Linked DNA regions of Homo sapiens: region 1 is linked to region 2. Evidence: chromatin loops called from intact Hi-C (ENCODE). Cell type or tissue: Caco-2. All regions are shown on one strand. Links, peaks and the distances in the headings refer to the core of each region. The heading gives the core; the rest is flanking DNA.

Region 1 (8,338 bases), core at 304-8,303, 210 kb after region 2:
GCACTTATAACAATTTTCAAAGCATTTTGTAATTTTAAAAATTAATTTGTACAAAGTACTTGGCACATAGATTATTGGCTAAGTTTCCCTAGAAACCTATAGCAGTGTAACTTTTATGAATCACCTCAGTAAAAGATCTTTCTGAAAAAGTCTTTTGTTTTGCTTTGTTTTTGACTTGGGAAGGTAGGGAAGAAGTGAGAGAGGGGGTATTTTCCTTACTAAGTGAAAAACATATTTTAAATGTAATTTAAACCAAAGCTTATCTGAAGTGATAAGACTGGTTATTTGTGTGGAATTTAAAATTTAATAAAGAAGTGAGAGAAGTTGGCATTTGCAGTTTTTATTGGCCAACAGTGTCAACCATGTATTGTTGGCATCAAGCTTATATTCTCTTATTTAGTATATTAAGTCAATTGATTAAAAGCAGAAAACCTGGCTAATTAGACTGCCAAGATCTTAATGTTAACTGTCAGATTCTAAAGCTATATAAGCCTGAAAACACCTTTATAGATTACTTCTTCTGGGTGCCAAATGGTTCTAAATGCTGAAAAATGTCATAATTGTCCCCCCTTCTTCTGAGAAAGGTAATAGATACTATTGGATATCCACTTCCTTACAGACTCATTCACATTTTTTCTTGTCCTGGATAGTATCCCCACTATCAGGGCGTTTTCATTTAGGGCCAGCAATAATCCGTATTTTGATTCAAGCAGAACTAGTTGTAGATTACAATATTTCAAGCCAAGGTTCCCATTCAAACTGTTTTCTGCTGCTTTAATCATAAAGGAATCATTTACTCTTACAATGCTGGAAATTAAGGATTTATTTTTCACTTACCACCATTTTCACTGGTATTTCAGCAGTCATTGAAGTACCTTTCTCTCCTCTTCGGTTACATGGCCCCATTGAGCTGGAAGATGGATTATGCAGTGAGACTCAGTTTATGGTAGAGGAAGACATATGACAATGTTATGACTTTGGCATTTACTTAAGGTACAGGTTGATGATGATGATGATAACTTATATCTTGGTTTATCTTTGCCAAACATACTTAGCATTCATTATTTAATGCTCACAATAACACACTGAAGTGATATTATATAATGTGGCATTATATAATCACTCCAAGTTTGTCATTGAAGAAATTAATGTTTAGAAATCTAACTTGCCAGAGTCAGTTAGTAAATAGAAGAATCAGGACCCAAGGCCAGATTCATTGACTCAAGATCCTGTTTTTTTGTACAATACACCGTGGATAGAGAGATTAATGATACCCAACATTTTTTAGTAATAGGAACGCTTTACATATATACTCTCATTTCATTTCATTCCAATAAGCCAGAGGAGGGCATTATGATTAGCTGCATTTTATAAACAAGGGTACTGAAGCTCAGAGAGTTTTAGAAATGGGCCATAATCACACAGCCTGTAAATGGAAGAGTTAGGATTAATCCCACTTCTGATATACTCTAGAGCTTGTAGAGTCTGCATTGTCTCTTGACCTGAAAAGGGAAAAACTTTCAAGAATTAAAAGCCAATTTTTGTTTTAAATCACTTTAAATGGTATTTCACAGATAATGCTAAGAAATTAGGCTGTAAAAGAAATGTCAAGGTGTATGTATTTGAGTTCCCCAAGCAAAATTTCCAAAAGGGGTCTTTTTTTCACATATATGAGCATTGTGTACTGTATTACCACTCAGTTTAAAGAAATAGAACACCAGCCAAGAGAGAAGAGCCAGGAAGCTGCTCACTGTGATGTTGTAAATGTTCAGTGATTAGAGTGGATAATTATTGATATTATTTTGTAATTTATTTTGCAGAGGATATATCTATCTGCAGATTTAAATATATATACTGGCTCAAGATGCAGAATCTTTTCCAGGGAAATTTTCATAGTTGTCCTCATTCTAAAACTGCTGTCTTGTGACTTCATTGCATTAGACTATGATGACCACTGGGAGTATTGGCCAAATCCTCCTCCCTGCTGACCTGAGTAGCCTCTCTGCAGAGTCCCCTGCTAAGACAGTCATTCACAAACAATAGGTGGCCATTGCCAGCAATTTGAGCACAGCAGTCCTCATACTTGGCAGCAGTTACCAGCAATTGGCAAGCTATTACCCAAATCTCCTGCCAAGTGAAAGCTAGGACTTTTAGAATTACCTTGTTCCTTTCACCTGGTTGCCACATTTATCTTTTTTTTTTTTTTTTAAAAGAGAGTGTTTTGTGTGCAAGTGTACTTCTTTATAGGCTTCATGCTAAAATGTCCCTGGCATGGGTATATTTGGGTCTTTAAAGTGCTTAGCAAAAGGAGTGCCCTTCCATATTGAAATGCAAATCTTTCCTTGGGTATTAAATTTGATTTGGAAGCCCTCTTCTTCTTGATTTATTGATATCACCTTGAAATCACACCATCCTCAGTCTTTAAGCATCGCCCAGTCCCCGTATTCTGAACTATCTGGCCAAGATGAGGCTGAGTCTCAGACAGAGTGTTGATACCTGTCCACCCATTATTCTTCACAGCCCTGATCTGATCCCTGTGAGGCAGGGCTGAGCTCCAAAGGTTAGTTAGAGACCAATTGGAGGTGAGCAAATACCTCAATTACAGCAGGTATCTGGATCCTGTCTGAATTTCACCTTCTGAAAGAACCTGTAGTAGAAATACAAGGTTCAAACTTGCATTCTCTAGGGCTTTCTAAATCTCTCTACTCTGGGAAAACTATTCTGTAAATGTCTATCCATCTTGGTTGCATTTAAAATATGGGGCCTCATTCTCCTCTGCCTTCCATCTGATTGCAACTTGGGCCTAGGTGATCTTGGTCCCATGTTTTTTTTGTTTTGTGTGTGTGTGTGTGTGTGTGTGTGTGTGTTTTCTCATCAATAAACTTTTCTTCAAGCCTTCTGCTGAAATTTGGATTAACTCAATTTTCATAGACCCTGCAGTTCAACCTTCTGTATTTTACAATGACTCCTGCTATTGTAGAAATAGAAGACAAGTGAGGAATCTTTCCTTTTACAATTCTGTATTATCTTAAAACATTCAAAGAAACCATTTCTTACTGAAACAGCTGTACTTGGTTATGTTATTAGAGGAGACACACTATGGACTTATTTTGACAGTGAAATATATTTAGACTAAAATTTTAAATTACTCATCTAGCTAAGGTGTGTTGCTATTCCATAATACTTCTCAAGTGTTTTGTGTTTCAACTTTCGGGTTTCTTTAAGAAAACAAAAACAAAAACAAAGAAAACTCCATCAAGTTAGAATAGAATGTGAGAAATTTGGTGTATAAGATAAATCTGTCTTTATGTTTCTCCAGGCAAATAATGTTTTATACTAGAGCAGGCTTCCTGCCTTTGGTATGCTCAGATAAATTAATTTGACTGTTTATGATGTTATTTAATTTTCAATAATTATTCAAGCATATATAACCACAGACATCTATGTAGTAGGCAGATGGATCAGCAATTGTGCATGTAATTAGAAATAATCCTTGAAATACAAAAGTAGATTTTAATATTCAGCATCTAAAAAATTGCTAACATTACAAATTGCCCATACCCCGTGGTTGCAGCCAGTGATGTAAAAATTTAAATACAAGAATTCAAATGAAAATTTCTGCCTTCTCAGCATCAAGCAGTTATTGAATAACAGTAGAAAATCATGGACAAGTCACTTAAAGAGACACATTCTTTCTCTCTTAAAATAAAGATTTGATGTGTTTTTAATGAATTACAATGTGAATAAATAAATTGTAAATAATTTAGATTGGAGTGCTCTTTGTAAAAGTCACATACTCACATGGAAAATATTAAATGGGAATTATATTAGTAAATACAAGCTCACTTTTCAAAATCTTATAGAGAAAGAAACAAAAAATATTCTATTTTTGGTTCTTAAAATGTATGCTAGAACTTATATTTACTATTGCCAATAAAATAGGGAATGTACTTTATTCATTTTCTGTTGAGAGAGAGGGAAAGATGAAAATGAGTTCATATGGTAAAATGAGTTATGATTTTTAGATTACTGAGTTCTGAATTCAAGTTCATGGTCTGCTATTTACAAGATAAATAACAAAGCCTTTAATCTTAAAGTCTCAGGATTTGTTGACATTTTTGCTGTAATGCCTACTGTTTATGTTTAGCACTATCTAACATGGTCCCTGACACTTTCATAATATCTTAAAAACTTACAGTAAAAAGAAAAAAAAAAAGAATTGTTAGCCAGGCATGATGGCACGTGCCTGTAATCCCAGCTACAGGGGAGTCTGAGGCAGGAGAATTGCTTGAACCCCAGAGGTGGAAGTTGCAGTGAGCCGAGATCGTGCCACTGCACTCCAGCCTGGGTGACAGAGTGAGACACGTTCAAACAAAAAAAAATAAAAGAAAAGAAAAAAGAATTGGAAATATGGAAGGAAATAGAGGAAATATGGAAGGAAATAGAGGAAGATAGAGACAGAAAGAAAAAAAAGAAATTGAGAGACAGAAAAACAAGAGCACTTTTCAGCTTCTTCTCATTCCTAAGCCAAAAAAACAAAACAGGTTTTTCAAGGAGTAATATCACCACCTTATGGCCTTTTACAATAATGCTGCGAAAAATTAATATTCCAGTTGTATTTTTGCAACTATAAACATCAATTCTTTACTCTTAGATCAAAGGTCACATCTTGTTCATATATAAGATATTTTCTATCTTTTCTTTTTGAAGTAATAATAAGCCCAATATCAGGTATCACAAATGTTTGCAGAGTTCCTGCTTAGTGCCAAAAGATGTATCTCACATCTCTACTTCATTAGATACAAAGATGAATAAGGCACAAGTATTAGCTTCAAAGAGCTTAGAGTTTGGAGGGCTGTTTCTTCCAGAAAGAAGGAATTCATGGCTAGTGTGTTCTGACATTGGGTTCTGTAGGTTACCGGGCATCTGTTCAACTTTAGAATGTGAGAAGGCTGGTAGTACACATTAAAACCAGATGTTTCTGTGCAAAACAATGAAGGAACCTGGGCCTTGGGCCCTTGGCCACACTGGGAGCAGACCTAAACTCTAGGGAGCATTGATGGGAAAATTGTAGACATAAATTCTAGAATCTCCGTCCCTTCCTTCCTTCCTTCCTTCCTTCCTTCCTTCCTTCCTTCCTTCCTTTTTCGTTGTTTCTTTCTTTCTCCCTTTCTCTCTCTCTTTCTCTCTTTCTTTCTCCTTCCTTCCTTCCTTCTTTCTTTTTTCTTTCTTTCTCTTTTTTTTGAGACAGAGTATCACTCTTGTTGCCCAGGCTGGAGTGCAGTGGTGCAATTTCGGCTCACTGCAAGCTCTGCCTACCAGGTTCAAGTGGTTCTCCTGCCTCAGCCTCCCAAGTAGCTGGAATTACAGGAGCCCACTTTTATGCCTGGATAATGTTTGTATCTTTAGTAGAGACGGGATTTCACCATGTTGGCCAGGCTGGTCTGGAACTCCTGACCTCAGGTGATCTGCCCACCTTAGACTCCCAAAGTGCTGGGATTACAGGTGTGAGCCACCGTGTCCAGCTCCCTGTTTCTTTGTTATTGTGAGATGCAGGGCAGGATAGGATTTGGTTCAGGGAAGAAAGAAAATGAATGGAGGAGGCCGGGCGCAGTGGCTCATGCCTGTAATCCCAGCACTGTGGGAGGCCGAGGCGGGCAGATCACAAAGTCAGGAGATCCACACCATCCTGGCTAACACGGTGAAACCCTGTCTCTACTAAAAATAGAAAAAATTAGCCAGGCGTGGTGGCAGGTGCCTGTAGTCACAGCTACTTGGGAGGCTAAGGCAGGAGAATGGCGTGAACCTGGGAGGCGGAGCTTGCAGTGAGCCGAGATTGCGCCACTGCACTCCAACCTGGGCGAAAGAGTGAGACTCCATCTCAAAAAAAAAAAAAAAAAAAAAAAAAAAAAAAAAAAAAGAATGGAGGAGTTGGCAGCATTAACTGTCTATTTCAAAGCCATTACTAGAGGGGATACTGTAGAAGTAGGGAGCAACCCCTGGCTTAGTGCATGAGATCAATGCTGGTAGCAGTTATAGCCTAACTCTAATACCAATTTTGATCTCACTTCTTCTAAACATAATGTAAAAGTCAGGAGTATATTCTCTGCCCCGCTTTTGTGCCAGGCCTTATATTGTCTATTGCCCATACATGCTGGTTACAGGCAAAGTCTCCTTTCCTTATGAAGAACCGTGTGCTATCTGTGTCATGGTGCGTTGTTGCCAGTCTCTTTGATGGCCATGTGCACTGCTGCGCTTGTCACTACAGAAGTGTGAAGCATCTTCTCTGCAGCTTCTGATCCTGCCGTGTCTGCTGCACTGAAGCTCATAATCTGCGAGAGAAGATGCCACTGGGGATTAAAGCGCCAGCAGCATCATTTTATTCATTTGTCTGACTGTGCTAATTTGCCAGTATCTTAGGAAGAAAATACTACTACAGAGCAATGGTTTTCAATCCTATGGTCATGACAAAAGCTTTGAGACCACACACACCCACTATACACACCAATCAACTCTTGTTTCAATTTTTTCCCATTATATCTAGGACTAGTTGGTGCTTTCAATTGAAAATTTGCAGGTACTGCAAACCCAGAGAAAAATGTTCTCTTCCTGGAATATGAGATAACTTGATGAGATGATGCTGCGATTCTGTGATTGTCACTACAATAATGTAATAGGGATTGTATTGCAGCATTAACGATTTCAATAGCTGAGTGGGAAATGAGAAAATATGTTTCCTTTGGTTACGGTTAGTAGTAATATTATGTAACTTTGCATTGGAAATAACTTAAACTGTGTGCCTTAAAATTAGTTTTAAATTGAAATGGGAAGCTGTGGTTATTTGAAGATGTTTTTCTTTTTTATTAAGCCAAGTGCCCTCTGGGATAACAGTTTGCGTACCTCTAACTCCTGGGCCAAATCTAGTTTTTCTTTAAGGCTTGTATTGGTTTGTTCATTCAGGTGTGTCTAGGCCACCTTCTGGTCATTTCCTTTTCAGCTAACACCCAGAGCCAAGCTCAGCAGAGAACTTGCTCTCTTATCACTGCCCCTTTGTGCCTTGTGTCTGAGCAGACAAGGAAAGCAGTGGCCTGTGTTGACTAATCCTGGCAGCTACTCTTCTTCCTCAAGACTGGGTCAGAGCCCTGCTCAGTCATTGGCAGAATCAGCAGGATTCACAGACTCATTCCAAGGCTTTTATGCAGTTCTGTGTTTTTAATGAAAAACACACAAACACACATAAAATTACCACACTCACCACAGACCTTACATTATGTCGTTCCTTTCTATAGCCTATTGGTTAAGAGTGTGATTTTGCATTTATATCCCAGCTCTGCCACTAGTGGCTTGTGACCAGGCAAGGTAAGCATAAACCTTAACAGCCTCGGTCTGCTCGGTTTAAAAATAGGACTGATAATAGTACTGTTTATTGTGGATTACGGTGAGTGTTATATGAGGTCATGAAGGAAACAGTGCTTAATTCAGCACCTGGGACATAATAAGTGCTCAACAAATGTTGGCTATGATGATTGTTTTATGAGTTTGCTCATAGCCAACTCAGTTTACTGTAGAGGGCTGCACTTTTCTGGAAACCATATCAAGTAAAGGCTATTCTCCTGTTCTGCATAACCTGGAGGAAGAGGATTCAAGGTGACTTATATCCAGGCTCTTCTTTTAAATTTTTGCTATTCTTTTAGCTGTTATCTACCAGACTCCTGGATGTTTTCCCACCAGTCACGTGCCCTGTGCCTTGCTTGCCGTCATCCTCTCTGTCCTTGCCCTCACCATTTGTCTCAGTGCCTACAATGCCTCCATGGGTCATTTCCATCTAAGTCATTTCTATTCTTCAGCCCATTTCCTTGGCAAAGATGGTATGTTTTTATCAAGTCCTATTCCTGACACTGAATTCTCATAATCCTTTGGTTCTCTTTTTCTGTTTACATGCCTCCCTACCCATTGAAAAGCTGTGGTGATTTGTTAATTAATTCATGTGTTCATCTTCTGATATCAGAAATATCTGTGAGGCCCTACACTGAGCGCGGTACTCTCCAAGGTGCTGGAATACTACAAGGAACCTTTGTTTCATGAACATGCTTAAGTTTCCACACGCAATTTATCATGCTGTAACTCTGGGTCCCTGCAGTCCTTGGTTGTAACTGCTCTTTTTAGGCTGCCAAGCCCACCACAGGAGAGAAAAAGGTCACAGAATTGCTAATCAGCTCCATTACATATTATTCCTCGAAAATGCTCCATGATTGCCCAATTACAACACTCATAACACCCTAAAATGTAACGTACCATTTACGTATCTGTCTCCCAGCTCTGCCCTGAGCTCCTGACA
Region 2 (8,338 bases), core at 185-8,184:
CAAAATCAAACAGACACAACAAAGTCCAAAGTTTCAAAAACATCAGATTGGTATGCATTGACTCCTATGGATTTTTTTTTCAGACTTTCAGCCCCTTTAATTAGGTCAGAATGGCAGGCAAGGGGTGGGGAAGGTGGTGCTTCTTGAGCTCCACTCAGCAACTGGTCAGTTCTCATCCTCTGGCAACTGGATCGTGCTGGGGTTGAAGCAGTTGGATTCCATGATGGGAAGGTCTTTGGCCTCTCGGTATTTCACAAGCATCTCAGCTCTGCAGTGGGCCCACTCTCGCATCCTGTAATCAGGCAGATAGGCCACAAAGGTGCTGCCAAGGACCGGGACAATGGAGACGCCAAAGAAGAAGACAACTCACATGTTCCAGATGTCCAAAATGGGGTCCTTGTCATAGCAATGGGAGTCTGGGTTCTTCTCATAGAAGTTTTTGTCCTCAGGATCTGGGTCCTCCTGCCAATGTACGGTCAGTTCCGGGGGCTGTTTTCCCACCACAGCAGACAGGGCGACCACAGTCCTGGAGAAGCTGGATTCCCAGCGGAGGTGGGTGGCCAAGAGCCTTTGCATCACCACTGCCGCCAAAAGACTGGGAGCGCTCAAACTTAACAGCCCAACTGCCATGACAGATAGTCCTACAGGGTCTCCAACTCCTATAGACTCTATGTGGATTTTATAATACAGATGATAAAGATTTGATGCCTTTCCATGAACTGTAAAGGACAAAATTATACAAATAATTTATCTGCTTCATGTTTACTTAGTGGAGAGATCAATATTATGATGGCCTAGAACAGAACTGAATTTTTTGGCCATTTTTAATAAAACCAAATAACCAGAAGGTATTTGATTAACAAAATCAAATAATCTGAAACTATCAGATAATTTTTCTTGATGGTCTGGTAGTGAAATGTTGAATCCAAGTAAACTCGAGTAGGAGAAGTAGAGTCCTAGGCTATATGACTTTCATCTAAGATTCTGTGAGAGGATGGCAAATAAGCATGTTCTTTGGTCTTCCATTAAAACCCTTTTAAAATATAATAGTATTATAACCACTTACTTTTGGTCTGGGGCTTGGACCCTCATTTTATCGTTGCCATCCGCCAGCCTGTGTGACATATACTCAGCCCTCAGAAGCATTGTTTTACTTCCCTGGTGAGGCTGGTGCTGTAAACATCCGCTGAAGTTCCTGCCTCTTAACATCCCTGACTCTAGAAACACAAACCTTTAAGTTAGCTTAGATAACATAGCAATGATGTGTAAGATCTTGCAACCTGGTAAGAACTTATTCTGTGTTAGCTATTTGCTACACTGTTTCCCAATTCAACAAATATTTCTTTAATGCCTGGTACTTGATCTTGCAGAAATATGTGTGAGGCAAAGGGTAGTTGATGCCCGAATTTCTGGTTCAGGACATTTAGTCTAAGTAATTTTTTGCCAATTTTATCATTTGTTCTTTCTCCCAAAAACATAAAAGTAATGGAAGGATGGTATTGTTAAGCCACATAAGGCTGGGAGCTAACATTTTTCTTTTTGATCTGGAAAACAGTTTTTTTGTTTGTTTGTTTTTTGTTTTGAGATGGAATTTCCCTCTCATTGCCCAGGCTGGAGTGCAATGGTGAGATCTCAGCTCACTGCAACCTCTGCCTCCTGGGTTCAAGCCATCCTCCTGCCTCAGCCTCCTGAGTAGCTGAGATTACAGCTGCCTGCCACCACGCCCAGCTAATTTTTGTATTTTTAGTAGAGACAGGGTTTCGCCATGTTGGCCAGGCTGGTCTCGAACTCCTGACCTCAGGTGATCCATATGCCTCGGCCTCCCAAAGTGCTGGATTACAGGCGTAAGCCACCGCACTTGACGGAAAGTAGTTCTTGAAAACAATAGTATAGTCTATTGGATTATTCAAGTTCAAACCTCGAAGTACTTGTTGTACAAGCTTCTCTGTTGCTAAATTCCTTATTAATATCATTTACTCTTGTAACATTTGTTGCCAAATCATGGGCATTGAAAAGCACGTTTCTGGGCTTACATTTGTAATGGCTGAATGACATTTGTTCATAGTGGTCAAATCACTAGAGCCTCTTCTTTAGATTTTTTTTTAAAAAACGAGGAAATAGGAAAGGCATGTTAAACACAACAATAGAAATCTATTCTAAAAGAAAATTCAGATCTGAACTCCTTGGGTGGAATAGTTTGGTAAAGGTTAAACAAATTTTCCCTGACTCTTGTGGGACATTAAAATAAATTTCATCTAAATTCTTGTCAGCTTCCCTGTACAGCTGCCCTAAACATCTGCTGTGGATGCTCAAAATTGCTGCTTTCCCCATTTCACAGTTTACATATGCTGTGTAAACTATTTATTTGTATTACATAATTAGTGGCAACATGTACACTTGGTTTTTAACAACATATACTCAGGGGTGGCCTAGAAGAAAACTATCTACTTACCTACATGGAATGAGGCTTCTTAGTTTAAGGCTTATCAAAGCAATGATCCTATTTCCTTTGCAGAAGCTGTTGATATTAAGGAGAGGCATTTAAAATCTGTTTAGGTTATTGTAGCTTGGGGTAGAATTATGGGGATTGTGCTTGATTTCACAATGCGGGGCAGGATTTGACAGCCGCTGCCTCGTAAACCATGCTGCAGAGTAAAATGATTTCCTCAAAGCCATGGAAAAGTGAGGCCACTCGAAGGCCTGGGAGGCTGTGGTCTTGGTAGTCAAGCAGAGAAAATTATGCGAGCCTCTGGAGAGGTGGCCCTATGTTGACTTGAGAAGATTAGTCTTCTGGGGTCTTGATTTTGTTGGCAGAATAAATGCGTCTGTAAAGAGTGAGATACGAGTCAGGTTGGCCAAAAACTAGAGAACATTAGTCCTTGGGAACAAACGGGGATTCTAGCTGTCAAGGTGACTGATGGCCTTGCTACATGCGAACAGTTCCTGGAGAAATCTTGGTTCTACCACCAAGAGGTGATGGATCCTTAATTATCTGTTGTGGGTGGGGACCTCAGAACCCAGTCAGGTTTACATTGTAGGGATGGAAGTCATCCCAGCTCCAGTGGAAGGGAACCCAGTTTCTAACCTCAGCCATGCAGAGCTGACCTTGCATGGAACATGATCCCCAGAACCTCTCAATGGCAGCAGAAGAGCTCTATGCAGTGCCTCAGCTATGTAAAAATTCCTTTTGGGAGTTGTTTTTTTCTATTAATATATCATTGGCTCTATCCTTCCCAATATAGTTGAATTAGTTCCGCTAATCTAGGGTTTCTCAACTTCAACAGTATTGACATATTAGGCATGTAAGTTCTGTGTTTTGGGGGCTGTCCTGGGTAGGACATTTAGTAGCATCTCTGGCCTATACCCACTAGATGCCTGCAGCATCATTCTCATTGTGATAACAAAAAATGTCTGTAGAGATTGCCAAATGTCCCATGGGGGTCAAAATTGCCCCTTACTCTATGGGAAAACACTGATCTAATCCTATGTTTTCTTGGAGTTTCATAAGACATTTGTAGTTCATTAAACAACAAATATTTATTGAGCACCTACTATGTGCCCAGTAGTATGTACGTTTTGTGTGGGGTAACTGATGTCCAAAGAGAAAGTGCCTTTCTTCGTTCGGTTTATAGTCAAGTTGGAGTAACAGATATTAGTCAAATAGTCTTACTAAAATATATTTAGAATAATAGTAAGTATTGCAAATGAAATGTTCTGTGTGCTCTGAGGACACATGACAGGGGCCAGACCTAATTGTGGAGATGACATAAATCTGTCCTGAGGAATATGGAAGCTGCAGTGACTCTGTGCATGTTTTTATAATGGGAAATCAGGGCAGGGGAAGCCAGTTGAACTTGGGAAATGTGCAGACTCCTGAGGTGGGACCTGCTCTACTAGGATCAAAAAAAGGCCAGTGTCGCTGGAAAGCAGAGAGTGGTTTGAGATAAGCCAAACAGGAAGCCAGGGGCCAGGCGCGGTGGCTCAAGCCTGTAATTCCAGCACTTTGGGAGGCCAAGATGGGCGATCACGAGGTCAGGAGATCGAGACCATCCTGGCTAACACAGTGAAACCCCGTCTCTACTAAAAATACAAAAAATTAGCCAGGCGTGGTGGCGGGCCCCTGTAGTCCCAGCTACTCGGGAGGCTGAGGCAGGAGAATGGCGTGAACCTGGGAGGCAGAGCTTGCAGTGAGTGGAGATGTTGCCACTGCACTCCAGCCTGGGCAACAGAGCAAGACTCCATCTCAAAAAAAAAAAAAAAAAAAAAAAGCCAGGCTCAAATTTGGCGGAACCTTTTCAGCCACAGCCTTGTCAGTTTTGGTCTTTATTATCCTGAAAGCATGGGAAAGGCATTGAAGTGTTTCTGCAGGGCTAGGATTTGTGTAGGTTTCAGCTAAGTGGCTGGTTGGTTGTAGCAGGAGTCCTATGGAGGGGATGAGAGTGGAGATGTCAGACTGGTAAGCGGCTTAAGGCTGTAGGGTTGCTGTCATCTTTTGCACAGTCAACTGATACCTGGCCCCTTAGTTGTTCTCTCATTCACCTCATTGGCTGTGAAGTGTAATCTGCTGTGTCTCCACGGCCTTAACTGTATTTGAGCTCACTGAGTTCATATGCATTCATGTTCTGTTTGAACCGTCTGCATTGGATTGCTTTCTCACTCTGGCTTTCAGTTTCAAAAATGATACCAGGATCCCAAAGAGGGGATTGGAGGAGCAAAACAAGCTGATTGTCCTTGGTAACTTCATTTCAAGGATACAACATGTCCTAGGAAGTCACTTCATTGGCCATACCTTACCCACCCCGAGTTCTAATTCTTCCAAAGATCCACGTTGACCTGTTGTTAGGAATATTCTGTGGGTAGTCCCATGTGGTGATTGAAGGGGTGACCTTGGTCTCATTAGCACTGAGTACTAACTAATCCAGGCAATGTGGGCTTATATGCACCAGTCAATAATAAATAACTTTAATGGGGACTATGGGAGAGCTGAAGGAGCCAGATTTGCATTTTGCCTTCTTAGCTAAGACGCAGTTGTCAAAATTTGGGATGTGCAGCAGGATTTGCGGAGATCCGGAAGACTAGTTTTCTCTTAGGATGAGCTCCATCACCTGGCTTTGTCTTAGTCTCTGTGGCAGCACCTCTAGGGGGCAGCATTCTACTCAGGCCAACTCTGAAGGGCTGGGCGATGTCACATCTGGTCTATTTGTGGTTGCCTTGGGATAGTAACCCTGTCCTGGACCTAGAATGTTAGGCTGAGGTTGCTTATGCTGAAATAACTAGCTGGAGGTTCTTGGACACTTTCTTTAAGGCGTGTCTACAAAAATGTCTACAGATGTCCCGTCCCTGTAAGAAAATATGTTTTCTTAAGTGAGCATACAGGAAGAGGATCCCACTGACTCAGGATTCTGCAGCCTCGGGCTCTTTAGTGGAGATGGAGGGTAGTTGAGAGGTGTCCATGTTGACCTGTTCTTAGGAAGAAAGACTCTGTGGGTAGTCCCCTGTGGTCATTGAAGGGGTGACCTTGGTCTCATTAGCACTGAGTACTAATCCAGGCAATGTGGGCTTATATGCACCAGTCAATAATAAATAACCTTAATGGGGAATACGGGAGAGCCGAAGGAACAAGATTTGCATTTTGCCTTGTTTGCTAAGACACAGTTTTCAGTGATGGTAATATCAGGAGACAAGACTGACAAGATTTCTGGATTGTCAGCAAACTTTTGGATTGTATTCCTTGACCCACATGCAAGCTCTTTTAAATCCTTGGAATGCTTATTGCTGCCTATTTCCAGATAAGCTTCTTTTTCTCTTCCCATGCTATAATTTCTACCTCTCTGCAGTATGTTCATCCTTCTATTAATATATGTTAAGCTGTTTGGTTTCTTCTTTTCCTTTTTGAGTTCATTCAGATTGCTGCCTGAAATACTATTTTAGAGTCTCAGCCATTTCGTGATATATTGTTTCTTTATTTCTTGCATAATTATTTTCTCCCTTCTCCTCTCCTGATACTCATCTGCTCATATCCCAACCTTCATGAAGCCAGATATAGCTAATATTATCCCATTTTAGAGAGCTGAGTGTGTATCACTCTTCTCATTCAATTCATTTTAGCAAGTTTTCATTGTCTACCTACCATGGATGAACTCAGTGTTGCTGCCTTACATTCTTGGGGGACGTTTAGCCAAATAGACAAGCACTTACAAAACCACCTGCTTGAGCCTGTGTCTGCTTTGTCTAGGGCAAGAACTGGTCCCATGTGTAAACGTGGTAAGATTTGGAACTGAATTATTATTCTCTCATAAGTCCTCCACAAACTTCAGGATGTCTTATCATTTGTTACATCTTTTCTTGGCGTTTCCATTCTTTGGAAAATGGTCACGTGATGCCCCTTCACCTCAATGATGTATGGCAGCTCTACGTATGCCCAAGCCTCCCCTCCCCACCATCCACTGGCTTTCCCCTTGCCCTGCGTTACCATCTCTTTCTCAACAGGAAAGGGGTGCAACAAGGGAAGGTCCTCTATCTTCTGCTTTCGTATCTTCCGATTTTACTTTGTAGATTCTCTTTTCCTTGAAAGAGACTCACTTTTAAAGAGGAATGGCAATTGGGATGGCTAAAAAGATGTTAACTTTTGGAAATATAACAGATGGCAGGAACTTGGCAGAGCAGTAAAAATCCATTGTGTCAGACTGTAGCAATCAGAGGCTCTCCAAGCACTTTTTTTTCTGAACTACATTTTGCCCCCCGACTATTGGAATTAACACTATTTATTTGTCCCATTTGAAATGATTTGGCCCCTTTTCTCTTCCAAGCTGTTTTTCCAGAGTAAGTGCTATTACTAGAAAAGGTTTTCTTTTTTTTCTTTCTTTTTTAAAAATCGTAAGCATGAGAGAATACTAATATATTTACCCTTTGGTTTCTGTCAGCGAGGCCTACAAGAGAAAAAATGAAATCATGCATTTTTCTGGCACATTTTTTCAGACAGCCAAGCATAGGAGCAAATTATATCCTCTCCTTACTTTTTTTTTCTCTTATACCATGATGAATTTCTTTCTCCAGAGAGAGAAGTGATTTTTAAAAGGCTTGAACAACATGCTAATCTTTCCTTCTGATAGCCCCTGGTTGAATTACTCCTGAATTTGAAGCATTTACTGATGAAATGATACTTGACATTAACCAGTGTTGTATGGAAATATTTCTAGTACCTAGGGAGAAAATAAAGGAGGGTATTCGTAACACTGCCGCTGTGTGGCTGAATCTTCCATTTTTCTCAGAATCAACTTGAATTACTCTTGCTGCATGCTGACTGACTTCTTTCCTAAGAGACCACTCTTAGACAGGAAGATTTGCACCACTGGAAAAAGCTAGAATTTACAGTATTATTATGATGAAAAAGGTTGGGTTTTGGTCGTAGTCTACTTGGCTATTTGGCAGAACCAGCTGAAGGCTTTGGTTAGGGATTTTTTTTTCCCTTGTGCAGAATGACAAAGGTGATATCATATCCCTGTAAATAAAATACTCTTCTTGTTATAAAGCCATACTTAGACTTAGAGCTCAGGGTAGACAAGCAGAGTTTTCCACAGAGAGGTGAAATATGACCTTGGCTTTTGGTTTTGTATTTCAGGATATTTTTGACTTGGCTGACTACTTTTGGCCATTGACTAAGTAAAACTAGATAAGAAAAATTATGAAAATATATGGATGATTATTCAACCTTGAGAAGATTCTTCTCTTCGTGTTAGACCTTGTAGCTCACAGAACTGTGCAAATTCTCTATTTGCTTTTTTTCTAGTGGGAAAAAAGTTTAGCACAGCAAATTATGGAGCAGTTGTCTCATTCTTCAGTCGAAATGTGGGGATGTGTTTATATGACAAGTATTGGAACAGTTTCTTCAGGGATGACACTCAGCTTAGTTAACATGAGAATTTGTACCCTATGATATGGTGTAGGAGGAAGGAGAATAATGAAAGTCTTCAGAATCTTGGGATTGATTATACCTCACTTCCAAAGCTTTCCAGGCAGCTAGAGCCACAGTGTCTAGCTTAGACTCAATGTTGACCCAATTTTATTTCACAAAACACTCTTTCTTTAAGACTTTGCAGTATAGGTGTGGGGTATAGGGGGAAAGAAAGGAATTCATGATCAAATAGATTTTTGAAATTGTACATATTATATCCCTTGGGATCCCAAATTACATAGCATGATTGTGCATGTAACAAGTATTTACTGAATTCTGACTATGCACCATGGAACTTCATTTCTAATAGTAAAAGTAGACAATAGGTGCTGTAGTCCTCACTTATCCATGGTTTCACTTCCCAATGTCTCACTTATCCACTGC

Evidence for each region. Peaks named below come from ENCODE experiments on the same cell type or tissue, not always from the same donor. Only the 100,000 strongest peaks of a DNase experiment are listed, where the experiment ranks them.
Region 1: it touches region 2 in a loop (4-fold over the local background); 5 of 110 quality-filtered maps call a loop at or near these places.

What each region holds. Positions count from the first base shown.
Region 1 is chr11:92,548,579-92,556,916 of GRCh38, forward strand. The region is part of intron 3 of FAT3 (FAT atypical cadherin 3); the gene reads left to right. Among named protein-coding and RNA genes, the nearest start is that of FAT3, 330 kb to the left of the region's middle. RefSeq lists enhancers at 1,588-2,162, 2,163-2,737. In Caco-2, for the core only: CTCF peaks have their summits at 4,527 and 4,758; no DNase peak of the experiment used is centred there.
Region 2 is chr11:92,335,867-92,344,204 of GRCh38, forward strand. All of the region lies in intron 1 of FAT3 (FAT atypical cadherin 3), which reads left to right. It also overlaps the pseudogene NDUFB11P1. Among named protein-coding and RNA genes, the nearest start is that of FAT3, 120 kb to the left of the region's middle. In Caco-2, for the core only: a CTCF peak has its summit at 5,131 (motif pointing right); a DNase peak (open chromatin) is centred at 5,155.